Linked DNA regions of Homo sapiens: region 2 is linked to region 1. A link is a loop called in an ENCODE intact Hi-C map of the cell type or tissue named here. Cell type or tissue: heart right ventricle. All regions are shown on one strand. Each heading gives the region's core, and the rest is flanking DNA. Links, peaks and the distances in the headings are about the cores only. Region 1 has its middle 420 kb from the start of QKI. Region 2 has its middle 680 kb from the start of QKI.

Region 1 (8,335 bases), core at 53-8,052:
GAACAAGCAGCACCCTAGGTGTTAAACAGAAAACCTAGAAGGAAAATGTGTACCTTTGAATTTTTCAATTTGCTCTTGGGTTTGTGAAACATTAACCTCTTACAGCTGCCTAATGTTTTTTAGGTCTAGGCTTAATTCTCCTGACAACAGTACCACCTACATAGCAGAATGCATGAAGAGTTCACTCTGGATACAAAGTAAACAACATGGAAAGAACAGAATTAAGGACAGACTAAGGACGGCTTGTCTGGATTGGGGGAAAATCTACATTTTATATTTTTGAGATAAGCAAATGTATTATTTTCTGATACTTCAAAGATGCCAACGTTGACAACTCAGATTTGATTTCTTTTTAGAGAAGGGGTCATGCAACATTGCCCAAGCTAGAGTGCAGTGGCTATTCACAGGCATACTCCCACTACTGATCAGCACAGATGTTTCCACCTGCTTCATTTCCAACCTGGGCTGGCTCTCCTCCTTCTTAGGCAACCTGGTGGTCCCCCACTCCCGAGAAGTCACTATATTGATGCTGAACTTAGTGTGGACACCCAATCAGCATAGCTCCCAGAACTCCTGGTCTCACGCCATCCTCCTGCCTTAGCCTCCCAAACAGCTGGGACTACAGGTGTGTGCCACTACACCCAGCAAATTTCTGAAGTGAACTGCTTCAGTGAATAGATTAAAATGATATGTTATTGGCAATTCTATTGTTTTTAAGTAAATGTATCCTAAAATACTTGGGGGAGATTGAAAACAGTTTGGCTGAATCTTTAGTCACAGAGGATAACTTCTCTTTATAAGGTGTTTCTGCTCATCAGCAGAGGATGGAAGTCATGCAAGAGAGGACTGAAGAAAAGGCCTTGTGCAAAAGACCATGATTGATGTCAAAGCGATGCCCCAAGGAACGAACCCATTATACCTGGGCATCCAGGACCCTTCTGCTTTTTCACTATGGGATAGCATGAAAGTGACTTCAAGACATTGAGGCTGCCAAGGCTACCCTATGCTCTAAAAGTAGATTACAGTGGATGCTGGAGACACACAATTGCAATAAACCCAAAGATGTGTGGCATGGTGATGGCTTGGAGAAGAATATGGTCTTGCTCAGGTGTGAAACATTTTTTCAAATGAAATAATTCAACCAATGAACAACGTTATAAGTCTGGACTAGCTCCAAGTCATTGGATGCCCAGCAAGGTCATCAGTCTTAATAGCCCTTTTTGAGGGTTGGTTTTTCCAAAGAAAGCCCCAGCTTCAGACTGAGTTCCCCCAATGCATCTAGAAGTCGTCCCGACCCTGCCAAGCCCTACCCAACACCAGACTCAGATACACACTCAGGCTGTGGAGAGGCACCTCTGTGTTTATTTCTTGTATTAGAAACTGAGTCATCTTCTGCGTTGAAGAGCTTTATTGTAGGCATCAAGAAATAGATCTTCCCTGTTTAAAACCTAAAAGTAGATAGACAATAAATAAGATCTGACGCTATTAAAATTTTTAAAAAGGAAAATGGACAGGGCCATCTTGAATAATCTGTGCTCACATTGATGCATAATGAGGTACTGTGAACTCATGGCCAAACCCCCTTTCCATTTGCCTTCTGGTCAAGGCCCAAACTGCAACTGGGGGCTAAAAGAAAACAGTGTCTGAAGAACCGGTCTTGTGAAATGAAACCTCTAAGGTGACCACATGCCAAGGGTTTGTTGTCCAGCAACAAGGGTTGTGGACCACAACAAGGGTGGTGGACCAGTAACCATGAGTCATGGCATTGCTGGAGAGCTTGTTAGACATGCAGACCCTCAGGCCCCCAACCAGATGCACTAAACTAGACCTCGTCTGCTGCTGGTTTGCAAGCACGTTCAGGTTGAAGCAGCACTGGACGGGAAAGTAGATTGATCGCAGGACTATGGGTCATGATTTACTCTGTAGCATATTTGCTTAATTCAAATCTTAAGGGCAGGAAATAATTTTATTTGATCCAGGGATGTCAAAGGTAAAACAAAAAGGCAGGGTCCATTCTTATTGGTGCTGCTGAAACCCAAGCTAAGTAATCACTGCTTAATTCTAAAAGCAACAATAAATACAACATTTGACAATGCCTTTTTCTTGGCAAAGCACTTTTAAGGTACATTATCCGTATTGACTGGTGACCACACCACTATTAGAAAATGACACACAATTACTATTTTAATCTTTATCAGTTACTGGATTTTCTGTCTCCAATCAACATTGTTTCTTAGTTCCCCAAACTGGGTCCTTATCCTAAATGTCTTCCCAGTCCTCTGTTGTTCATTCAGCCTGGTCTTCCCTAAATAAGAGAGTGCCCCAACACTTCAGAGGAAGATAAACTACAAATTCTTCGGACCATATTTATTTACATTTCTTGTCATTTAGACAGTGCAAATTCAAACATCTATTTGCCTTTGTGACATTTAACTTTGAGAAGAAATGATTTCGACAAAGAAAAAATATATATTGTCCATAGTCCTGATGATTTTTTTTCTCCCATTAAGAAGAGTTACTTTCAGCAGTTCATCGTAACTCTGTCTTCCAACTGTGAGTATCATATTATTGTCCTTGCCTTTTCTGTAAATGGCAGAATTCAGTGGGCAATTTTCCTGAATGAAAATAAGCAAAATTTCTGTAGGATTTATATCTTTCTCTTGTATCTATTTATATACTCATGTATATAGTTTAGTGCTTCCTTTAGAAAAAAAAAAAAGGCTGAAGAGCAGACAAGCCTACCGTAAATATCTATTTCAGCTGAAGTATAAGGCTGGGATATTCTGTCATTTTCTCCACTGCATGGAGGCTACATTAGTCTTTCTGAAAAAATAAAGAGGGGGAGCTCCACATATTCGAGACAAATTTTGCTGTACTCTGAATGATATGTGTGCTTTTTATGTTTATGAAACCACCATCCAGCAAAAAACAGCAGCCTAATATTTTGACATGAAGGTCATTTGAAAGTTTTACTGCCTGCAAGCGTGATCCATTTTGTTGACAAAAAGCTCTCTAGGGCTCACTAAGACGCCCCAGCCGGCTCAACTTTCTCAGAGTCTGGCATTTCTGCCCCCTCCCTTTTCACCTCCTCCCACCAGACTAATTATCAGCTCATTAAGGCTGTCCTAATGAATTATGTTACAGCGTTAGGAAAGGGTTTGGGCCAAATGTCGATGTCAGTGCAGGGGGATGGGAAAGGGAGAGGGAGCAGGGGGTCACAGACGCTGGCGTGACCTCACTGGGCTCCCTGCACGCGCCAGAAACCATAAAGATTTCAGCTGCATTGAAGTTCACACTGCTACAACCATGCTCTTAGCGGGAGCTGGCTTCCTCACGTTCCTCAGCTTCACAGACACGTTCTCCTGATAGTGAGGGTTGCACACGCATGTCTGGTCGGGTATCAGAGCATGATTGGACAGGGCAGAAAGGGACTCGGCATTCTGCGGAGGACCCAGGCTGGCCAAAGCTGGAAGGATGTGGATTTTCTGTAGAGGCAGCCAAACTCCAACAGAGGAGGTGGGGGGAGGTCTCCATGCATTCTGTCTCTGTCTCTTTAAAAAACCCACACGTATAATTGTGTTCCTACTACTTGCTTATTTTATTCTTTTTGGTGTTCCAGCCAACAAAATAAGAATATCACTCTTTTTCTTCAACCTTAAGGACATAGAAATCATTGCTGCCCTGAGAACAAAGATGGCCTTTTACGCTTCGCTGGTCCCTGGCATAGCATTAACCATAACAAAATGATACAGACAGCAGCTCCGAACTAAATCAGATCCCACAACTGAGTCAAAAAACGGCTTTGCCGAAGAGCAAAGTGCAGCAACACATTTAAAATGGCAGATGTATTTTAAAGGGCTTGGTTTTTGTTTTTCTCCTGCATTCAGGGTTGTGTCAGTGATATCGAACAGAAGGGTATTATTTTCTTATTTCAATAACAGCCCACATCTCAAGCCTTCCATTTACCAAGTCTCAAGAAAAGGCACACCAACCTTATAAAATCACATGACAAGCATCTGACTCTGACAGTTGTTTTGTTCTTTTTTTTTTTTTTTTTTTTGGCTTATAATTATACTGATGTTGTTTTTCTTTATATAGCCTCCCAAAGCAGCATCCAGCTGAGCTACTGAGCAACCACACACAGGGGCCACTTCAGCCTCTAATGAGAGACAATCTCCCTGGAGTTGGAAATACAGAGCTAATTCATTAACATATTTGGCAAAGAATCCTCTGTAGCTAAACAGATAATAGAGATGATGAATATCATTCCGTCTATGGACTTCTAAAACCATTAGGGGTGGGGGTGGTTAAATGATGCTTTTTCTGAGACAACACCATGGCAAAAATTCACATTAGGGAAAAATTGGTTAATTTCACCAGAAATGTCCCTCTTAATGGATTCATTGCCTCTAAGCTAATGTAAGTCTATACAGAACTCTGAGCGGACATTTCCATGCAGATCCCTAAATCTTTTAAGCATTATAGGTAATTTTAATCATGGCTCTAAAGCAGCAGCCATGGTCACCTCGGAAGGGAAGAGCCTTCGAAGATTAAGGGCTGTCAACTACAAGACATGTCATTCAAAAGCCCTCAGCCTCCTCCATTCACCTGATAGGCTCCAGCAGAGATTTTCTATTGTGCACATTTCTTCAATCTTTCTATTTCTCTTTTTTAATAGCCAACACAATTTAAGAACTTATAGACTGATGATACTTTAAATGTGAGGAAGGGCCGGGTGCAGTAGCTCACACCTGTAATCCCAGCACTTTGGGAGGCTGAGGCAGGCAGATCACCTGAGGTCAGGAGGTCGAGACCAGCCTGGTCAATATGGTGAAATCCTGTCTCTACTAAAAATACAAAAATTAGCCAGGTGTAGTGGCACACACCTGTAATTCCAGCCACTCGGGAGGCTGAGGCAGGAGAATTGCTTGAACCCAGGAGGCAGAGGTTGCAGTGAGCAGAGATCGCACCACTGCACTCCAGCCTGGGCACAGAGCGAGACTCCGTCTCAAAAAAAGAAAAAAGAAAAAAGAATTGTGGGGAGGGAAGTATGTAAATGTTGGGCCAAAAGAGGCCAGGGAACATAAAAATAGACCAGCGTGCGCATTAATCTCTTTAGCCATACATTAGTTCATTCATGTGGTGTTGGAAGAACTTCTGTCCCTCAAAATATCCAGATGATAAGACGACATCCAATCACGTGCTTAAACAAGTTTTAGTGTTGTTCTCCCCAAGCAACTGGACTTGATAAAATGCCTTAGCTACACTAACACACTACTGCATGCCAGGCGCCAGGCAAAGGGGTCATTCGCTTCATTCCCACATCTGCCTAGACATACGAGCATCCTTATCACTTTACCGATGGGGAAACTGAGGCCTAGGAAGGCTGAGTCACTGCCGGAGATTACAAAGGTCAGTGGCAGTGGCAAGTTTTAAATGATGACCCCCGGTGCTAGAGCCCCCACCATTTTATGTTTGTATTTATTTTATTGTGGTGAGAACAGTTATGAGACGCATTCTCAATGTTGTACAGCAGAGCTCTTGAGCTTATTCATCCTGCTGGACTGAAACTTTACACCTCCTGATTACTCACTCCCAGTTCCCCCTTCTCCAATCCTGGAAACCCCCATTCCACTCTGATTCTATGAATTTGACTATTTTCGATCCCTTGTATTAAGTGGGATCATGCAGGACTTGTCTTTCTGTGACTTATTTTACTTCATGTAATATCCTCAAGGTTCATCCAAACTACCGCATGTTGCAGAATTTCCTTCTTTTTTGAGGCTGAATAATATTCCACTGTGTATGTGGATAGCACCATTTCTTTATTCATTGTTGATGGACACTTTGTTTGTTTCTACATCTTGTCCACGTGAATAGTGTTACAGTGAATGTGGGAGTGCTAGTATCTCTTCAAGACCCTGATTTCAATTCTTTCGTATAAATACCCAGAAGTGGGATTGCTGGATCATGTGCTAATTCTATCTTTAATTTTTTGCGGAACCTCCACACTGTTTTCCATAATGGCTGACATTTCCACCAACAGTGCAGCAAGGGACCCAGTTTCTCCCCATCCTCTCCCACATTTGTCTTTTGCTTGTTTGATGTCCCGGCAGGTGTAAGCTGATGTCTCGTCGTCTGGGGCTGCACTGCCTCCGATCAGACCAGGTATTCCCCGGACGTGTGGTCCAGCCCTGTGACGGCTTATCCGCCAGACTCCGAGTATTACCAGGACGAGGAGGAAGGTTGCGCTTCTGTGCTGTTCCAAGCAGCGGGCGAGGCCATGGCTGCAGGTGCAGGGCTAGCGAAAGGCTGGAGTTTGTCAAGAAAAATCCAAGCCACGGCCTAGCAGGGAGGGTCGGGCCCGGGTGCTGGGAGCCCGTGAGTACCTGGAGCCGCCCCGCCCCGCCCCGTAGGGCAGGAGAGCTGCGCCAGGAGAGCGACTTGCTCCATGCAGCCGCGGGGTCTTTCCTGTCCTGCGGGTCCCTCCTGGCCACTCCTGGCACGGGCTTTGGTGGCTGGGGAGAGGGTGTGGGTTTTGCTGGGGGTTGGTTTTTCCGTCTGGAGCGTCTGAGCCGAGAAGGAGCCGTCGCGCTTTCCTGGCCTGGAGAGGGGCCCAGACGGGCTCCAGAGCCACGCGGCCGGCGCCCCTCTGCCAGGCCATGGGTGGCCTCCCGGGGACTGGGTTCAGATGCCCATGAGGCCGCCGGTGCCGCCCACACGAGCCCGCACAGGGCCGGAGGCCATGCCTCCCACTCTCCTTGGCGTACCGCCCCGCCTTTTCTCCGTCCTTTCCAGTGCCCCAGCAGCGAGGCAGCCACATGCACGGCTCCTGTGGAGGGGAGGGGCCCTGGAGTGAGGCTGGGGGCGGGGGCAGAGGACGCCTACAGGCCCAGGAGCCCTGCTGAGAAGGCCGGACCAAAGCCCAGGAGTGTCGGATGCATCCTTGCTGGATGCTAAGGCTCAGAGAGATGCTCCAGGCGAATTAACCAGTTCTCTCTCTCCACCTGGCAGAAAAGCTCTGCTGTGCAAGGAGCTACCTTTCAAGTCCCTGCGAAAAGATCTGAAAGGATATGAGGAGGGAATGAGTGGTCACGAATGCCAGCCGCAGGACCAGCCCTAATACCAGCCCTAATAAACAACCCAAGGCCGACCCTCAACCCCTCTTCCACCGGTGGCCTGGAAAGGGTCCATCAGCATCACCCCTGTCATTGGCCAAAGACCTTGATGCTTACATAAATGCAAACACCCCATGAAGGGAATACATGTCAAGGCATCACAAGTTCTACAGCAGTAACTTGGGTGTTCTTTTTTTAATTTTAAATTTTGTTTTGTCCTTTTGAGTATTTTGCTTATAGCAGAGTCAATGTGGAGTCATCCCCGAATCACTTTGTGGAAATGGATGCCCGCGTATTGAATAAGCATTCAGAGCATTTTCTTTGCTGGTTTGTATTGACTCCCCAACGTGACATATTTTCTAGTGACATGAGAGCCTCCAAGGGGAAAAATGATAATATGCACTATTATTTTGCTCTTAATAGCTACTGGTAAATAATAGAACATTAGCTCTATTCTGGTCCGTTGTGCTTAAAATTGTTGCTTTGAAGCCAAAACAGAAGTTAGACATCAGAAAAACAACTTCAGAAGACTAGTATTTTAAGAGTAGTTCACTCTAAAACAAAAAATGACAGAGCAGAGCACCAAGGAAATCAGAATGTAAAGAGTTCCAGCTGTTTTTTGTTTTTTGTTTTTTTGTTTTTTTGTTTTGACAAGGTCTCGCTGTCACCCAGGCTAGAGTACAGTGGCACAACCATGATGGTACACTGCAGCCTTAAACTCCTGGGCTCAAGATCTTCCTGCCTTGGCTTCCCAAGGAGCTGGAACTACAGGTGTGCACCATCACATCCAGCTTTTTTCTTTTTTTGTAGAGACAGGGTCGCGCTATGCTACCCAGACTAGTCTCAATCTCCTGGCCTCAAGAGATCCTCCCATCTTGGCTTCCCAAAGTGTTGGGATATCAGGTGTGAGCCACTGCACCCAGCCAGTTCCAACACGGGCTAGGCAGAATAATGTCTTCCCAGAGATGTTCGCCTCTTGATCCCCAACCTGTGAATATGTGAGGCTACCTGGGAAAGAGGAATTAGGCTGCAGATGAAATTAAGTTTGCTAATCCGCTGACCTTAAAATAGGGAAATTGTCCTGGATGGTCCAGGTGGCCACTGTAATCACAGGGTCCACAGAAATGGAAGAACGAGGCATATGAGTAGGTTGGAAAGATGAGCTGTGATGTGAGAAGGGCTCAACCTGCCATTGCTGGTTTTGGAGATGGAGAAAA
Region 2 (8,335 bases), core at 74-8,073, 260 kb before region 1:
TCTGAAGGCTGTTGATATGGAAAACCATTCTTGGGGCACGCTTTTCACTTTCTCATCAGCTGAATGGTGGGAAGTGGAATGATGGTAGCCTGCAGCTCCTGGTGATGGGTCTTCAGAGAATAGAAGCCCTGCTATTTTTCTGCTTTCCTTTCCATAGCGTTCTTGCAGTGTAGACGGTTTCAGTGCGAGGGCTTGTTTCAGATCAATGCTTTTTAAAGCTAAGAAAGAAAAATATGGCTAAACTAAAATGATAATAAAGAAAGCTCCAGATAATACGGCCTTTTATGTAGGCCTTACATCACATGAGCCATGCTTTAGAGCAGTCCTGGAGGTGAGCATAAATTAGACACAGAATCTTTTTATTTTAAAAAAAATTAATAAAGTTTAGATTAAATATTAAAGAGAAAGTCTACAGTCCATTCCTCCTGGATGAAGGCTGAGAAAAATGAGGTTTGTTTCGCGTCTTCCCTTGGGGCTGGCCTGGTAAAATAATCTTTATAAAAATATTTTTAAGTTTTTAAAAAATATTTTAAAATTAATTGTTACAGTTAGAAATTGCATTATGTGTAAGAATATTTTATGCTGGCAATTTGTCTCTATTATATTTTATTTTGCTCTATTTTGATGAGAGAAAGGAAAAGTGGAATTGTGAGCAACCTTTTAATGTGGCTTAGAAACTTAATGTGGAAAGGGTACTAATATTGTAATTACTAGTTTTCATTTATCAGCCACAGTTCTCTTTGTCGCTTCTGCTATTTAAAGTTACTGTTCACATACTGTGGCTAATTCCCTTTGTTAAATTTCACAGTGAATGCAGCTTCCTGGATATTTGTTATTGCAGTCCTATGGATGTAGGCTTCTCAGATAAAGGAAAAGCTGGGTGCATCCATCTGTGGGCAAATTAAAAATGAGTTTAACCCCTTGGCTTCCATGGCTCTTTCCCCTTCGGCAAAATGTGTCCCATGCTTCTGACTGACAAGACATAAAATCGGAGTAACATATATGTTTCATTTTTAATGGAATTTGGTAGAATATCAGAAGCAACTGCTTCGCTATGACCCTGCATTAATACAAAGAGACCACCTGGGGAGGAGGGGGAGGGGCCATTGCTGGAGCAGAGGATTATGGAGTTGGAAGAAGAAGAGAAAAACAGTGAAATACTTTTGAAGTTGGAAGGGGGAAAGTCTATTTTCATTATTTAAGGTCTATTTCCTAACAAATGATTAGTTCATTTGCAGCTGGGTTGGAGTTTTCTGAATCATGGTTATACCAGCTCCTTACACAGAGAATCAAGGAGAGAGAAAAGTGGGAAAAGTGGAAGATTGTTTAGGGGGAGGAAAGAATTTTTCTCCATTTGCCTACTTTTCACAGTATTGCCACTAATTGGAGTATGTTCTTAGAAGAAACAGTGCACATTTAGTTTCCTCTTATTTTTTTCTCCCGTTGTAATTTTCAGAGAGAGAGAGAGAGAGCAAGAGAGAAGGAGTATAAGAAAACAATCAACCCTTTCTTTCTGTTCCTATCAATCTAATTCTGAAAACATAGAAAAGGAAAGATTTAACACACATAATAATGGATTTTGCTTTGTCACTGGGGATTATAACATTTATTTATTCATTCAACAAATATTTATTGAATGCACCAGGCTCTATTTTATAGTAGATTCTGGGGTAAAGGAATGGAAATTCAGGGCAGGTCGCAGCTGCCCAGGAGCCATTGTCCTCTGCAGGAAGGCTGTCATAAACCAGAAAAAAAAAAAAAACAATGCATAGGAAGGGGACAAAGCAGGGCAGCTAGAGACAAAACCTGGTGACTTCCCAGGGAAAGCGTCTTGGGAGATGGCCTTTGACTTGAGGCCCCAGTGATGTGAAGGACCTGGCTGAGGGAAGAACAGATACTGAGACTCCTGGCCAGGATGTGCAGCAAGTGCTGGAGGAACCCAAGGAAACCAAGGTAGTGACCTGGGGTGCAGGAGAGCCTGCATGTGGAGGAGAAGAGCCTGCAGGTGGAGGAGGGGAGCCTGCAGGTGGAGGAGGGGAGCCTGCAGGTGGAGGAGAAGAGCCTGCAGGTGGAGGAGGGGAGCCTGCAGGTGGAGAAGAAGAGCCTGCAGGTGGAGGAGAGGAGCCTGCAGGTGGAGGAGAGGAGCCTGCAGGTGGAGGAGAAGAGCCTGCAGGTGGAGGAGAGGAGCCTGCAGGTGGAGGAGAGGAGCCTGCAGGTGGAGGAGGGGAGCCTGCAGGTGGAGAAGAGGGACCTGCAGGTGGAGGAGGGGAGCCTGCAGGTGGAGGAGGGGAGCCTGCAGGTGGAGGAGGGGAGCCTGCAGGTGGAGGAGGGGAGCCTGCAGGTGGAGGAGGGGGACCTGCAGGTGGAGGAGGGGGGCCTGCAGGTGGAGGAGGGGAGCCTGCAGGTGGAGGAGGGGAGCCTGCATGTGGAGGAGGGGGACCTGCATGTGGAGGAGGGGGGCCTCCAGGTGGAGGAGGGGACCCTGCATGTGGAGGAGGGGGGCCTGCAGGTGGAGGAGGGGGCCTGCAGGTGGAGGAGGGGGGCTGCAGATGGAGGAGGGTGGCCTGCAGGTGGAGGAGGGGGTCCTGCAGGTGGAGGAGGGGGGCTGCAGATGGAGGAGGGGGGCTGCAGATGGAGGAGGGTGGCCTGCAGGTGGAGGAGGGGGGCCTGCAGGTAGAGAAGGGGGGCCTGCAGGTGGAGAAGGGGGGCCTGCAGGTGGAGGAGAGGGACCTGCAGGTGGAGGAGGGGAGCCTACAGGTGGAGGAGAGGAGCCTGCAGGTGGAGGAGAGAGTCCAGTCCGCAGGCCTGGGATGAGCCAAAGTTCAGTTGTAAGTCTGCGGAGGGCTCTGTTTTGTCATATATTTCTGGTTTTAAAAACACAATTGATGCTAAACATACTCGAAGGTATATCGAATGGTACCACAAGTAACCAAGAGGCATTGCCAAGCTCCCACAATCAACCACTCCTGAACCTCCTCTTTCATCCACATCCCACCCAGTCCTCCCCAGCCCACCCAGATTTTAATGCAAACTCCAAATATGGTTTCATTTCACCCATAAATAATTCTGCATGTATCACGCGGGAACATTGAAGAATATTTTAAGAACAACAAATTAACATGATCCAATATTGTGTCAGTGTTTAAAGGTTGATGTGTGTATAATTTTTGCTTCAGTTTGCTTGAATCAGGATCTTAATAAAGTTCATATATTACAACTAGTGGGTATTTGGCATAAGTCTCTTTTGATCCGTAGGTTTCCTTTCATTGGAGGTTTAAAGTAAGGGAATGTCATGATTTGTGACATTTTTTTAAACACCACTGTAGCTGTGTGTGGAGACCAGGGAGCAGGGGGCACGTGGACTGAGCAGGAGCCCGTAGGAGGCCATTGCAGTGGTCCAGGCTGGGGGTGAAGGGGGTCTGGGACCACAGGAGAAGGAAGGAATTGGAATGAATATAGGACTTGTTTGTTGACCATCTCATGTTCTAGTTAAAGCATACTGGGCTTATTTTTCAGGTCTACCAAACTGAGTTAGAGTATGAATGTATACATATGTAAATAATAGACAACAACATAGGAATCAAATCTGTGAAATTAATACACACATAGAAATGTAAGTATATTAGAGATAAAAATATGTACGCAGCATGCTTAGATAGCAATGAAGGAATATAGAAAAAGAGAGTTTCAAAAGTTACAAAAAATTATGCAGTTTGTTCATATGATCCCACACTCCCTGAAATAAGGTTAATCAAGTTTCCCAATTTTGATTTCCTCTCTAAATTGATGACTTCCCTTGAGATTTTCACGAATTATTTTAAAGCCAAGGTGTAGCCTAGTAGAAATTAATTATTTATCCCCAAGAGACAATAGAGCACATGGCATTACAAATAAGTTCTGTTGCTGAAGAAAACTTAAGAGATTAACTGGGAATGAATGAGAGACACAAAATACTGCTTCTCAGCAACGTGCCCCGTGTTCGCCCAGGGGCTCCGGGCACACCGCGCAGACTCCCCAGAGTATCTGGACCAGCACCGCCTGCTGCCCTGCGGCGAGATCTGCCCCAGCGAGTCAAGAGCGAGCCTGTTCTTTTCACTCTAACGGTTTCGCATCTGCTCTGGCCAAAATGTTTTTTCTGCCTTTCTTTCATCTGCACTGTGTTGCCTAGCTTTCCCGCAGAGGCCCCAGTGTCACTCTGAGAACGATCACTCTCTCATTGTGTTTTGTGTTCCTTTTACCCATGGGCAGCTTTCTTTTTACACTCAGTGTCCCTATGAATGGAGCGTTTTGCAGCACCTGGAAGCCTCACTCAGAGAGTCGGCCTCTGCGTTCACACAGTCCAGGGGTGGGGGATGACTGACGCAGATCACCCCGATGAGCCTCAAGTTGGCTTTTTATGTCTGGCTGTTATTCAGAGCTTTAAAAATGGGGAAGGGGAAATGAGAGGGAAAGAGGAAGAACAAAACAAAAATGACAGGAAAATGGCAGAACTTCCATTCGTCATTACCGTTATTTAGCATGAAATGTCAACCAAGTCTGAAGGGCTTTTGGGTGCATGAATAAACAGGCCAGCAAGTAGTTATTTTTATTCTATATGTACATCTTGTGCTCCACACTCAACAGTGACGTCAGCCTTCTTGCTTCACATCAGCTGTCCTTGCTCACGGTGTTCTCAAGGGTGTGAACTCGGCTGAAGATAAGGGTTTGTGACTGCCGTTCCTGTCATGCTGAGCTCGCTTACAGCATGTCCCCTGGCTCAGCAGCTCCACATAGGACCGATGCAGCTCGCAGCTACATTTTCAAGTGTGTTGATGCACATTCCCTTGGGTGTGGACTTTGGATTAGTGTCATTGTCACAGGCGCTAGACAAACACAACATCCATCCTCGTGCTAAGCTGTTTGTCTTGTTTTGCACTCCTTTGAGGAGTTTCCAGGCTCTGTCTACACAGTGCCAAATATCTAGATCAGAGTTGAAAAATGTAATTTAAAACCCCAGTGTTTGTGTTGCATGGAAAAAGCCCAGAGTTTTTTATATTTGGATAAATTAGAGAGAGAGAAAACCTTTGCCCTCAATTCTATCAGAATGGTATACTTGAAGTTGCTGAAAATATGCTGAGTTGAATCAAACGGTTATTGATACGATCCATTGCACTCCCCAGTATAATGTGTAGATCAATAACTCAACACAGATTCTGTTCTTCATGGTCTTCTCTATAGTGTTGCTTCAAATAGCATGACCTTTTATATTCTCAGGATAAATTTTCTATAAACTTAAAGCATCACCATTTCCTATAGACAAAGTAGGGTAATTAATAATTATTATTCTGAATGATAAGCATTTTGCTGATGTGCCAGCCACCGAGCTGAGCTTTTAAGGAGTTCGTTCACTTAATCCCTTCAATGAGCATATGGTATCTCCGTTAAATATATGAGGCATCTGAGACTCAGAAAGTTCAAATAACTTGTCCAAAGTCACTCAGCTGAATTATCAAAGCATGACTCACACACAGCCTATATTCTTACATCATACTGCCTTCTGGAAAAGTTGGACTCACTTTAGTCCAAGTAGTCCTGGTTCTATTTTATGATCATTAAAGCTGTGTGCGTTTGCAACCCCCAGTCCCACCTCCCCGTGTGTGGTGTGTGTGAGTATGTGATGGATAATTATTGTTTGGTTAGGCTCATTTCCTTTTGTTTAATTTCCAACTGCTATGCGTAATAGCATTTCCTTATTCTAGAGGGAAGCAGAAACTCGGAAAGAACGCGAGGACAGCTCATTTGCAGTGCTTCCTGTTGAGGGAGCAGGAAGTGTGCAGGAGTTGTGAGGAAGTCTGCCAGAAAGAGATTCCTAGAGTTGAAAGTGGGGAACCATCAGGCCCAGCGTGGGGTCCAAAGCTGAGCTTAGAAGCCCATAGGAAATAGATGCCTAAACTTCCAAGTTTCCCTTCCTACAATTCTATCAACAGAGACTCTGCAAATATGTGACAGGCTGAATTCTAGAAGAACCTGTGCTTATAAAAGCCTCAGAGCCTAACCATACCATGCAACAGCACAAGGCCAGCCCAGAGGCCTGCAGGTACAGAGAAACCAGCAGAAGGGGGCAAGAGTGAGTCAAAGGAACTCACCACGGTTTCTAGACTCCCGGAGTGTCGCCCATGGAGACTTTTCTCTTTACAGTAAAGTAATTGAGAACAAGGGACCAGATGTCAGTTTGATTAGAGAAAGAGAGGTAGGGCAGAATGATATAGGACATTATCCAAGTAAAGTAGAAAATAAAAGTTTATGCAGGATATGAAACAGCAAGAGATCTATAAAGGAAGCTAAAATCCAACTTGCAGGAATTTGTGTTAGTGAGTGAACAGTAAGTGTCAGTTATTTGAAGATCATCCTCGTGAATGCCTGCCTAATGAATACAGGGCTGGAAGACATTCCCTCAGGGCCTCCTTGACTAGAACGTAACTGGAGGTTTCCATACTGACCAGCACGGACCAACTCAGAGTAGAGCAGACCAGGACCCACCATGCTAGAGCGTTCATCAGTGACCCCTTTCTCCTATGCATCTGCCCTGCTTTGCTTGTGTTCATTTGCATATCCACACACACAACAAATATTCATTGACCACCAGCTCTGTGCCAGGCACTGAGGTTGATGAGGATGTGTTGGTGGATAAAACACATGGCTTCTGGAGCTGACCATCCTGCAGAAGGATTTCAGCCCACTTTCTAAAATCTAAAACAAGAAAACAAAACAGCAGCAACAGGCCGGGCGCGGTGGCTCATGCCTGTAATCCCAGCACTTTGGGAGGCTGAGGCGGGCGGATTAGGAGGTCAGGAGATCGAGACCATCCTGGCTAACATGGTGAAACCCCGACTCTGCTAAAAATACAAAAAATTAGCCGGGCGTGGTGGTGGGCGCCTGCAGTCCCAGCTACTCGGGAAGCTGAGGCAGGAGAATGGCATGAACCCAAGAGGCAGAGCTTGCAGTGAGCCACGATCATACCACTGCACTCTAGCCTGGGTGACAGAGCGAGACTCCGTCTCAAGAAAAAAAAAAAAAAAGGAGAAAGTTGGAGAATGCTATGTGAGCCTGAAGACAGTCATCTGCAAGCCAGAGAGAGGGGCCTGGAGCCAGTCCTTCTTCACAACCCTGCTGACACCTTGATTTCTTCAGTTCTAGCCTCCATGACTGTGAAAAAAAAAAACAAAAAAACAAAAAAAAAAAACGCAACAACAGAAACTCCAGCCTCCCTGGATTCCAAAATCCCCTCTAATTAATATGATATTGCTTGGCTACTGATATGGTTTGGCTGTTTCCCCACACAAATCTCGTCTTGAATTGTAGTTCCTGTAATTCCCATATATCGTGGGAGGGACCAGGCGGAGACAATTAAAATATGGGGGCAGTTTCCCCATCCTGTTCTCATGATAGTGAGTCAGATCTCACAAGAGCTGATGGTTTTATAAGGGGCTTCCCCCTTTGCTGGGCACTCATTCTTCTCTTCCCTGCCACCATGTGAAGAAGGATGTGTTTGCTTCCCCTTCTACCATGATCATAAGTTTCCTGAGGCTTCCTCAGCTGGGCTAAACTGTGAGTCAATTAAACCTCTTTTCTTTATAAATTACCCCGTCTTGGGTATGTCTTTATTAGCAGCGTGAGAACAGACTAATACAGCTACCCTTCTCAAAAGTGTTGCTTTTGAGAAGGAACACTTCTCAAAAGAGTCATTTATGCTTTCTGGGTCCAGTTATTACCGTTTACCAACTTCCTGCCTCTCTGAACCTGACCCTCAGGATCTGCCTTTGTGACAAGATCACCCATGACAGCCAAGGCCTTCAAGTGATCCTTTCCAGGCCTGCACTTATTTGGTCCCTCTAGAACATTTTGCACTGTTGCCCACTCTTTTATTCTTTGGATGCCTTCTTCCCTGGTTTTCCTGAACACCATGATCTCCTGGTTGTCCTCCTACTTTTTTCTCACCTTCATCAACAGGATTTGCTTTCACCATCTATTTATTTCTTTCTGGGGAGGAGGGAGAACATTTTTTTTTTTTGCTTTCCTGGAGGGTTTCATCTGAACCTTTTCTTTTCTTGCTTTTGGAGATGTATACACACTTTTGGCTTTAATTACTCTTTATTTGCTCATGGCTGCTATTTTTCTATGCAGAGCTTCAGCTCAGTATGTCTAAACGCCTACTAGAATTCCCCATTAGAAATACCACCAGCATCTCACACTTGGCAGGCTGAAAACCAAACTCATGATGTCCTCCACTCTGCTGTGTCCATCTCCCTGCATGGCATCATCACCCACCTATTTATCTCCTGGTGAGCCAGAGTCA

What was found. Peaks named below come from ENCODE experiments on the same cell type or tissue, not always from the same donor. Only the 100,000 strongest peaks of a DNase experiment are listed, where the experiment ranks them.
Region 2: it touches region 1 in a loop (6-fold over the local background); 11 of 110 quality-filtered maps call a loop at or near these places.

Annotation. Positions count from the first base shown.
Region 1 is chr6:163,832,872-163,841,206 of GRCh38, reverse strand. It overlaps the pseudogene RN7SL366P. Among named protein-coding and RNA genes, the nearest start is that of QKI, 420 kb to the right of the region's middle. In heart right ventricle, for the core only: no CTCF peak of the experiment used is centred there; no DNase peak of the experiment used is centred there; H3K4me3 peaks cover 523 bases; H3K27ac peaks cover 2,085 bases.
Region 2 is chr6:164,095,482-164,103,816 of GRCh38, reverse strand. No RefSeq gene overlaps it. Among named protein-coding and RNA genes, the nearest start is that of QKI, 680 kb to the right of the region's middle. In heart right ventricle, for the core only: a CTCF peak has its summit at 6,098; DNase peaks (open chromatin) are centred at 4,706, 5,758 and 6,066; H3K27ac peaks cover 5,363 bases.